Regions from separate parts of the Homo sapiens genome. Here region 1 is linked to region 2. A link is a loop called in an ENCODE intact Hi-C map of the cell type or tissue named here. Cell type or tissue: mammary epithelial cell. All regions are shown on one strand. Links, peaks and the distances in the headings refer to the core of each region. The heading gives the core; the rest is flanking DNA.

The links. Peaks named below come from ENCODE experiments on the same cell type or tissue, not always from the same donor. Only the 100,000 strongest peaks of a DNase experiment are listed, where the experiment ranks them.
Region 1: it touches region 2 in a loop (7-fold over the local background); 10 of 110 quality-filtered maps call a loop at or near these places.

Annotation. Positions count from the first base shown.
Region 1 is chr3:4,414,266-4,419,643 of GRCh38, reverse strand. SUMF1 (sulfatase modifying factor 1) reads left to right here. Exons shown (of 9, transcript NM_182760.4): 5 at 1,512-1,634; 6 at 2,402-2,516. It also overlaps the pseudogene MRPS10P2. Among named protein-coding and RNA genes, the nearest start is that of SUMF1, 50 kb to the left of the region's middle. In mammary epithelial cell, for the core only: a CTCF peak has its summit at 2,542; a DNase peak (open chromatin) is centred at 2,473; H3K27ac peaks cover 1,747 bases.
Region 2 is chr3:4,582,323-4,587,700 of GRCh38, reverse strand. The region is part of intron 4 of ITPR1 (inositol 1,4,5-trisphosphate receptor type 1); the gene reads right to left. It overlaps LOC105376933 (a long non-coding RNA gene), which reads left to right and starts at 3,483. Exons shown (of 2, transcript XR_007095798.1): 1 at 3,483-4,130; 2 at 4,777-5,378. In mammary epithelial cell, for the core only: a CTCF peak has its summit at 3,034; no DNase peak of the experiment used is centred there; H3K4me3 peaks cover 736 bases; H3K27ac peaks cover 2,394 bases.

The DNA.
Region 1 (5,378 bases), core at 204-5,203, 170 kb after region 2:
ATAGGATTCACATGATCTTGAGTTCCAGATTGGAATTCTTTGAAGCCACCATCTAACTGGAAAACCACAGAGAGCCAAGTCGGTCAGCAAGTCTCCAGGGTGGCAAGGAAATAATTATCTCAAGCAAAAATAGAGTAACACTTTAAACCCTGGAGATTGAGCAAGGTTTGGGTTAGGACTCAGCATCTCAGCAGCCCAAGAAACCTGCTCTCCTAACCTAATTTTTCAGATGCAGTTTTTAAGTCTCTATTTTTAACAACATTCCTGGTTATTGCCCTTATTGTCGGGGAGCTGCGAGTATAGGAAGTTCAGCTTTAGGGATATAGCCCCTTGACAAATGTCAAACATCTTTCAAAGCCTCAATTGGAAGCCGCTGTGCTGCAATTAGGCTTCGAGGTGGAAAGTCATAGGATTCCTGGGTTTCTCAGGTGGACTTGGCTTCTTAGCTCCCAGTTAATATCTGCTTTCCTGAATTTAGTAACAGAGGAAAATGCTAAGGGAGGAAGGAAAACCCAAAAGGGGAATGTATGTTATCCATGCAGTCAACACCGATGGATCTTCTGAGAAGAGTACCTCTGTTGTCTGTGCTGGAAACAGTGACTGGCACATGATAGGTACTCAGTAGATGTTTGTTGAAAGAATAAATGAAAGGCCTGGTGTAATTACTGTGGGGAATTCAAAGGTGTATAAGGAATGGACTAGGAATTTGTAGCCCACTTTTAAAAAAGTGAGCAGGGAATTCAGCCAAAGCCATCTAGTGCTGGGTGAATGAGTCTATCCCCTTTTTCTCAGTTTTTTTTCCCCAAACTTCCACACCCTTTATACCCTCAGGAAAAAAAGACCGGCCTCTTGTAGAGGAAAAGTAGAAAGACACAGAATTGAAAGCCAAGGGTCACAGGTTGGGTTCTCTGGAAACAGAGGCTGAAACAGAGTTTAGGATGCAGAATGTTAGGGCCCCACACCTGTAGAAAGCAGGGGCCAGAGCAGGACTGGGCAGAGGGAGAAGTCAAAGCCACAATGCAGGTCCAACCAAGCTCCACCCAACACAGGGGCCTCTAGGGTGTATATGGCCCATAGGTTGAGCCACTGTAGGCTGAAATGGCTGGCTCTGTATGCCCCTGCTGTGGTTGGTTAGTCACTGGTTTCTCTGAGATGGCTGTCAGCTCTGCTGAACCCCAAAGGAGCTGAAAGCTCCTGCTGGCCCTCCTAGCAGCTGGAGTATCTCCGCATCTGCCATACCAATGACATTCTGTGGGAATCCGAGCCTACAAAGTGAAGAAATGTTTTGAGTCTAGTTCCCAGTGGAACTGTAACCCATTTGGGAGCCTGGGTTGTCAGAAACCGTTGGTGGAGCATGACAGATGTAGCATGGCTGGGGTTTGACTTAAGGACCAGGATGACCTCAGTGTCACAGATTGAACTGAGGGGGATTATGGGCGCTTTGCTGAAGCCAGCTCCTGCTTCTTGTTCTGATTGGTGTCACTTTTCATTCTACTTTTGCTCTTCCCCAGGCCGGATCATCCAGTTCTCCATGTGTCCTGGAATGATGCGGTTGCCTACTGCACTTGGGCAGGGAAGCGGCTGCCCACGGAAGCTGAGTGGGAATACAGCTGTCGAGGAGGCCTGCATAATAGGTATTTAGAGGATCTCATTTTGCCTGACAATATGTTGGTCATTTGAACAAACAAACAACAACAAAAAACTCCATGGAACTTACTTTGGTTAGAAAGTTAATAACGACAATAATTCTTTTTCTTATTTTTCCACGAAATTACTTAGAAGACACTGGAGAATGGGTCACAAATCTTTTATCACCCCTAAACCAAGTGTCTGGCCAAGTGGGCTCCCTCCAGCCCCAAAGCAAGTCTTAGCAATTCAACCCCCTTGAGTTACATATCACTGCTTAGAACTTCTTGGCAGACTGCCCTGCTTTTAGCATTTTCTTATTTTAGGCATCTCCTGAAGCAGCGGTATGTCTCTGCTTCTAGAGCCATGAGACAGAAAACTCATGTTGGGTTCACATCTTCTAGGAAAGGCTCCTTAAAATAGCCCAGGCTTTATAAAAAAGTGTGGTGTGGTGGTGCCTGATCACACTACCATATAAGTCCAAAATGAGGTCTACTCTCCCAGCTTTCTATAAGTCCTTCTTTTAGTTTTGTGATTTATTTCAGGCCTCCTGAGTACCTGGGCAAGACTGAGGCTGTTGTGGACGTGACATGAGAAGTTATAAGGAAATTGAAAATAAATCCTGATTAAAAGCTTTATTTATTTATATATATATTTTAACTGGCTCACTCAGAACAAGCAAGCAATGTTCTCTTTTTCATTGCATCCCTTCTCTTGACTTTCATCCAAAACCTGTGCCTGTTTGACAGGCTGATGCCTGTGTCTCTTCTGACAGACTTTTCCCCTGGGGCAACAAACTGCAGCCCAAAGGCCAGCATTATGCCAACATTTGGCAGGGCGAGTTTCCGGTGACCAACACTGGTGAGGATGGCTTCCAAGGAACTGCGCCTGTGAGTAATGAGACCTCTGCAGGAGGGTGGCAGCTGCTGAGAACTGAGGCTCCCAGTAGACATGGGGTGAAAGGCATTGCTCACTTTGTGACTCACACGGTGTTCCCTTCGTGTATGCATTCACTGTTGCACGTAGCAAATACTAATAATTAAACAGATTTTCTTTTTGTATAATGGATTTCCCTTTCTGATTCCATAATACTTACTGTAGATTATTTGGAAAAATGAGAAGACTATAAAGGAGAAAGCTAAACTGTCCTGGAATTCTACCACCCAGAAATAATACCTGTTAGCATATTGGTGCATTTCTTCCCCATTTGTTCTCTGTGTTGATGATGCTAATAATGGCGTGTAGTTATTGAGTGCTTGCAATGTGCTGGGCATTGTGCGCCAAGGCATTTGCATGAATTGTCTCATTTACTGTCCATTCAACTCTGTAAGGTAGGTACTATTATCCCCATTTTCCAGGTGAGCATTCTGAGGCACAGAGAGGTTAACTAACTTGCTCAAGGTTACACAGCTGGAAAGCGGCACAGCTGGAATTTGAACCAGGTCGGTTTATTTCCAAAGCCCATGCTCTTAACTACCGTATTTGCCAGCATATGTGTTTCTGGTGTATATGTATCATATTTTTTTACATATTGCATTTAGGTAAGACTGGATACAGTATTTAAAATCCTACTATTTTTTCCTGCCTATATCAGAAACGTTTCATCTGTCATTAGCAGTATGCCACAAATACATTGTCTTTCAGCAGCTGGATAACCTGTCATAAATAAACCCCAATGTATTTACTGGAAACAGGTTATTTCTGTTTTTTTTTTCTACAGTGAACATCTTGTACATAAATATTAACCTACGTCTTTGATGATTTTTGAAAGATAGATTAGATTCCCAGCAGTGAAATAATTCAAAGTCTAGAAAACTTTCTGGGTAAGAGTTTCAGATATATGGCCAAACTGTTTTCCAGAATGCTTGGGGCATGTTTTCCTCTATTGGTGTATAAGAAATCTTTTCTCACCGTTCTTTTGCTGGCATAATCATATACTCATAAAGCCATGTCTTAGTCTTAGTCCCTTTGTGCTACTGTAAGAAAATACTACAGACTGGATAATTTGTAAACAACAGAAATTTATTTCTTGCAATTCTGGAGGCTGGGAAGTCTAAGACCAAGGCAGCAGCATGATTGATGTCGGCTGCATCCACCAGAAGGGACTAATGCTGTGTCCTCCCCTGGCAGAAGGCAGAAGGCGGGCAAAAGAGCACTCACTTCAACCTTGAGCCATTTTATTTACTTATTTATTTATTTATTTTTGAGATGGAGTCTCACTCTGTCACTCAGGCTGTAGTGCAGTGGTGTAATCTTGGCTCACTGCAACCTCTGTCTCCTGGGTTCAACCAATTCTCCCATTTCAACCTCCCGAGTAGCTGGGACTACAGGTGCACACCACCACACCTGGCTAATTTTTGTATTTTTAGTAGAGACAGGGTTTTACCATGTTGGCCAGGCTGGTCTTGAACTCCTGACTTCAGGCGATCCTCCCGCCTCAGCCTCCCAAAGTGTTGGGATTATAGGCATGAGCCACCGCACCTGGCCCTTTGATGATTTTTTAAAGATAGATTCCCAGCAGTGAAATGATTGAGTCAAAGGTTAGAAAACTTTTCTTGGTAAGAGTTTCAGATATATGGTTGAATTATTTTCCAGAACACTTGGGGCATGTTTTCCTTTATGGGTGTACAAGAGTTCCTTTCTCACCATTCTTTTGTTGGCATAATCATATGCTCATTTGAAATGAGCTCCATTCCAAAGACACAGGTGATGGCTTTTGTGGCCCTCATTTGGACAAGACCGTGATAATCATTTCTTTTATTTTTCTGTCTGTTTTTTTTTTTTTTTTTTTGAGATGGAGTCTTACTCTGTTGCCGAGGCTGGAGTGCAGTGGCGTGATCGTGGCTCACTCCAACCTCCGCCTCCTGGGTTCAAGTGATTCTCCTGCCTCAGCCTCCTTAGTAGCTAGGATTATAGCTGTGCACCACAATATCTGACTAACTTTTGTATTTTTAGTAGAGACAGGATTTCGCCATGTTGGCCAGGCTGGTAGGTGATCCTCCCGCCTTGACCTCCCAAAATGCTGGGATTACAGGCATGAGCCACTGCGCCTGGCCTGTGATAAGCATTTTTGATGAACCAAACGAATGATATAAGTGCCTGTTCATTTTAACAAAAGGCCATGACAGGGTTTTCTTGGACAGTTATGCATATTTGACAGCACTTGCAGCTACAGTTTCTTTTCTATTTAATTACATGAGCTACCAAGGAATATAGAGCCATTTACTCTTCTAAAATCAGTGTACCTTTTCAAAAAATACAATGTTCAATATGAAATAAGGACACTCTACAGATGTTTAGAATTGGAATATTTGACTGAAAGTTCAGCATATGTGTGGGAAATTGACCTGAAGAAGTTGCCATGGAAGTTACTAAAACAGATTAGAACATTTACTGGGAGTCCTAAAGGAACCAATTTGACAAACAGGACTAGAGGAGAAAGCAAGCAAGCCAGCCAGAGAGAGACAGCTGCCATCTGTGTTTAGAATGAGTCTTAATGAGATCTCTATCTTATGGCAATCGTTTACACGTAGTATCTCAAGTCCACCTAAGCTGCTCTTTTGTGTCCACATGCTCTGGTCAACTGGAGCAGGAATTTAACTTTGATAATGAGATGGACTACAGGGAAATAGCTCCCTGACCTGATATTTCATGTATTTATTATTTCAGGTCTCATTTTATTTATTTGAGACAGGGTCCTGCTCTGTTGCCCAGGCTGGAGTGCAGTGGCATGATCACAGCTTACTGCAACC
Region 2 (5,378 bases), core at 84-5,083:
CTCCAGTAGGTTGTTGGAAGCCACAAATTCCAGCCAGTGTGAGACACAATCCACTAAATAGACTGAAAGGGTAAGAGAGTACAGTCAAAATGCACAGTCCAGACCCCAGCTACTCAAAATGAGAAGTGTGGGCCGGGCAGGGTGGCTCATGCCTGTAATCCCAGTACTTTGGGAGGCCAAGGCAGACAGATCACCTGTGCTCAGGAGTTTGAGACCATCCTGGCCAACGTGGTGAAACCCTGTCTCTACTAAAAACACAAAAATTAGCGGGGCATGGTGGCATGCACCTGTAGTCCCAGCTACTGGGGAGGCTGAGGCAGAATTGCTTGAACCCGGGAGGTGGAGGTTGCAGTAAGCCAAGATTGCCCCACTGCACTCCAGCCTGGGCAACAGACCAAGATTCTGACTCAAAAAAAAAAAAAAAAAAAACCATGAGAAGTGTGAACCAGCAGCATCAGCAGCACTGGGTGCTTGCTAGAAATGCAGGCCCTTGGGCCTCAGTGCAGATCAGATAGCAGGCTGTTTCGGAATCTGCATTTTAATAAGATCACACAGTACACCTGCAAAGTTTGAGAAACTCTGCCTTAATGCAAAGCAAGCCGGTCGTCGAAATCTCCAGGGAAATGTAAAAAATATTTATTCCCGAGTCTTATACCAACTGCAAGGATGGAGCCAGGGAATATAATTTTTTGAATCTCCCGGGTGATTCCCAGTACAATCAAGCTTGGGAATCAATGCCTTAGAGAACCCGCAGGTCGGAGACCTACCTAAGAGGTGTATGAACAAGAGTCAGAGAAAACCACAATAAGGTAACAAGTGAAGGGAAGTTTAAAAGAGAGCATAGCAACAAAGCAGGGCAAAGATCTGGCCTCATGCAAGAAACAGTGATCACCAAACAAACCAATATGCATTTAATCTAGGTAGTCCTTGTACCACGAGCTCCAGAGACTAGTTGTATTAAAAAAAAAAAAAAAATCCAGCCTGGGCAACACAGGGAGACCTCATCTCTCCAGAAAATTAAAAAATTAGCTGGGCATGGGGACAGTGCCTGCAGTCCCAGCTACTCAGGAAGCTGAGGTGGGAGGATGGCTTGAGCCAGGGAGGTCAAAGCTGCAGGGAGCCATGATCGTGCCACTACACTCCAGCCTGGGTGACAGAGCAAGACCTTGTCTCAAAAAAAAAAAAAAAAAAAAGCACTCAAGGCTACTTGCCGCCAGACAGTGACTTAAATAGCAGTAAGAAGCAGCATAGCAAAGCAGTTAGGCCGTTTCTAGAGTCAGACTACCAGGGTTAACACTTCTAGCTAACCATGTTGCTGTGGGCATGTTAATCCTCTAAGCCTCAGTTTTCCTCAATAGTAAACCAAGGATATGACTAGCACCAGCCTCATGGTGTTGCTGTATGGTAGAAACGGGTAAAGCTTTCAGAACAGAACAGGTGCAACAAAAGTATTAAAAGTGCATGTTACCATGTATGTTTATTGCGGCACTATTCACAATAGCAAAGACTTGGAACCAACTCAAATGTCCATCAGTGATAGACTGGATTAAGAAAATGTGGCACATATACACCATGGAATACTATGCAGCCATAAAAAGATGAGTTCATGTCCTTTGTAGGGATATGGATGAAGCTGGAAACCATCATTCTCAGCAAACTATCACAAGGACAGAAAACCAAACACTACATGTTCTCACTCATAAGTGGGAATTGAACAATGAGAACACATGGACACAAGGAGGGGATCATCACATGCTGGGGCCTGTAGGGGGCTGGGGGGCTAGGGGAGGGGTAACATTAGGAGAAATATCTAATGAAGGTAACAGGTTGATGGGTGCAGCAAGCCACCATGGCACGTGAATACCTATGTAACAAAACTGCACGTTCTGCACATGTAACCCAGAACTTAAAGTATAATATAAAAGAAAAAAGAATTACACAGTTAAAAAAAAAAGTGCATGTTAGGCTGGGTGCGGTGGCTCATGCCTGTAATCCTAGCACTTTGGGAGGCTGAGGCAGGTAGATCACTTGAGGTCAGGAGTTCGAGACCAGCCTGGCCAACATGCTGAAATGCCGTCTCTACTAAAAATACAAAAATTAGCCGGGCGTGGTGGTGCACACCTGTAATCCTAGCTACTTGGGAGGCTGAGACAGGAGAACTGCTTGAACCTGGGAGGTGGAGTTTGCAGTGAGCTGGGATCGTACCACTGCACTCCAGCCTGGGTGACAGAGTGAGACTCTGTCTCAAAATAAATAAATAAGATAAAAAATAAAAGTGCATGTTAGTAGTAGTAGTAATCATAATTAGTATGACAAAGAGTTTTGTGTACCAGGACTGATAAGGACAGGTAACTAAATCCAACTGAGAGACAGAACTCTCTAGTGCAGAATGACTTAAGGCAGTTAAATCAAAACATTCTGTATATTCTATATAGAGAGGTAATTGGTTGGGTTTCTATGCTTGGCCCAGCATTAGGCAAATAGGTTCATAACATACCTAGCATATTGCTTTGAATTTTCACAAATTTGCTAGCTATTTTCTAAAAGGAAACAAATACCCAGAAGAGTATAGGACTGAACTGAGTATCAAGATGACAACACAACTGCCCGGGCAGGGAACAGCCGCACACAGTTAGGACCCTCGGAGGGTGGGTCTCACCAGCTCTCACTGACGTGGGTAGACCAGTAATACACTCTGACAGTGGGCAAGTCAGTTTTCATTCTGGTGTTTCACATTCAAAAGCTACCCTTCTGTTTTTCTCCTTTACTCCCTCCACCCAGTCGATTTCTAGATGTCTTGTATTTGCCTCTTCATTTGCTTCATTTTGTCTCTTCATTTGCTTCATCTCCTATGATGGGGACAGTCCCTTAACTTCACACCTACACTCCAGAAATGAACTGCAGGGCAAGGGAGATGAACGGGGGTCTTTCTGTGACAGGCAGGGCTGGAAGGGAGAAGCAAAGCCAAAGACAAAAAAAGCCTCCACCAACAGGTTCTTGAAAATGAAAGTGAGTTCCGGAGCTTCACTAATTCTCCCACTGAGTGGCAGCCTCCGCATTCTGGGAGGGAAAAACGTTTCCTTCGGCCCCCTCCCTCCAAACTCTTAATAAATTCAACTTCCTTTCACAAAAAAAAAAAAACCCACTAACTCTCTGGGCAAAGAGAGAAGGATTCACTTACATCAACCTCACTTCCTCTCCTCTCCTCTCCTCCCCGCTTCCCCGTTCCCACCTTTCATCAGAAAGAATATAACTATCTTTCTGAGGACTGGGGGGCCTGTAAACTTCGTTTTTAGGCTAAGACACAAAACGAATATAAGCTCCAAGGAATAAGCCACATCTTCTCATCTCTTTAAAACTTAGGCTAATTATTTTTACAACAATGCTACTTAGGAACCAGAGAAGGATAAGTTGTCAGGATTCTGGATTCCAGTTGGTTTGGGGGACAAGAAGGGGGTGAGGTGGGTGCTGAGAACATGACTTCATACATAATGAACATGAGAAGAATAAGTTTCCCTATAAACAACATCAGAGGAGGTACTGAAGATAATAATAAACTGTGAGCTTCATTAAAACTTAGGATGTGCAAATTTAACGTGAGCAAAATTATGTGTTTCTTATAAGGGATAGGAAAAAGCCCCCAAAGAGATAGAAAGAATGCAGAAATGAAAAGGATAATTGGGGAAAAGGCAATCTAAATACCAAGACCCTGGGAAAAGCGAGAAAGCCATGCCCATTCCAGGCCCTTGGACGAAGCAAAAAAGCCAGCATCTTTTGTGAGTACCTAGTTTCAAAGGGAAGTTTACATTGAACTATGTATCTGATGTGTAAACATCTCATTAGTGAGGGGTACATCACCACCAGCCATGGGTGGTGAGAATTCTTCAGGGTACCCCCATCCTGCAACTGCCCCAGTTCAAATCAGATACCCCAGAGCTGCAACCAAGCTCAAGTTCCCAGCGCAGAACTAGATGGAAGTGGGAAATAGTCCTTGAAACTGGTGAAACAGCCCTTTCCAGGAATAACGAACCCCGCAGCTTTACCAAATAAGGCAAGTGAAAGCTAAAAGCCAAGGAGGAACAGGCTCAAGCTGTATCTTTCCTAAAACTAGCCAGCTGGATGATAGAAATGTGAGTATCTCAATTCCACTAGCCTGGATTGCACAGGGGAAGAGAAAATGCTGAGAAACTACAAACGGAAAAACATTTTGCCAAGGAGAGGCCTGTAACGCACTCATCCCAGCCCCTGCAACAACCTTCAGGAAGTTTCAAACCCACGAAGCTGCTAAACATTCCCTGTGAAACACATAACACAAACTGGAACGGGTGTCCATGCTATGATTAGTGAGAAAAAAAAAAGTTAGTGAAAAAACGCTAACTTTTTTTTCCCAAGTCTACATTTGTAGAGTTTTAGAGCATGAAGTTCAGATATAACATGGATATTATCATAAAGTGACACAATGAATTTCCATTTTTGAAACTGAAAATATTTATGAGACCACTTCCATTTAAACGTTTATTTAGCTGTATTTTTTTGCTTCCAAAGAAGGTCCAAATCCAATTTCCTGTTGTAGCAGATCTCCCTTATAGGAGAAATGGCTTGATTTTTTAGAAATCTTCTTCTTCTCCTATATGCCAAGAGTTTGTACATGCTGAGAAAATTTTAAATAAATATTGGAGAGGAAGATTGCTAAAGTAAAGGCTGGTGGGTGAAAAGAAAGAAAGAAGGAAAATCTGCCTAGGGTTCTGATTTAGATTTCACCACTGTCTTCTTCAGGTCTCAGACAACGTGCCACCAGCCCAAAGAGCACAGACATACTAAAGCAGAGGCAGCAGCTTCCCTGAAGCACGCACAGAGCTGGAAGAAGGAGAACACATTCCATACATTTTTCTAGAAAGTCTAGTATTGCTTTCACTTCCCTTGAGTCATTTAGGTTTCTGAAAGCTAATCATCTCCCAGAAAAAATCTAACAGATGGTAAGACACTTTCACAGCCATAAAGAGATGTATACAAAGGGTTAAGAGGCTTAGAAAGAATACGTTGTCCAGTCAATTGCTAGTCTGTTCCAGAATGAATCCTCTCTATCCACTTCCTTTTCATGCAACATGGTCAACCACTCATCATCTTGGATCTTTTTTTGTCCTTGAAGTGTGGAGCTGATAACACAAATCTCAGCAGAATAGAGAAGCACACAAGACTATGTCCATCTTCACACCCACACCGGAGAACAGGCTGAGTGCATACACATGGACGCGTGGGGAGAAGAGGAGGTGACCATCCGTCCCTTCACAGCATGCTAACAATTTTGTCAACTGGCTCCTCAACATACTCAGGCTGGGGTGGCGGGGGTGGGGGAGGACATTTTCCTACAGACACAG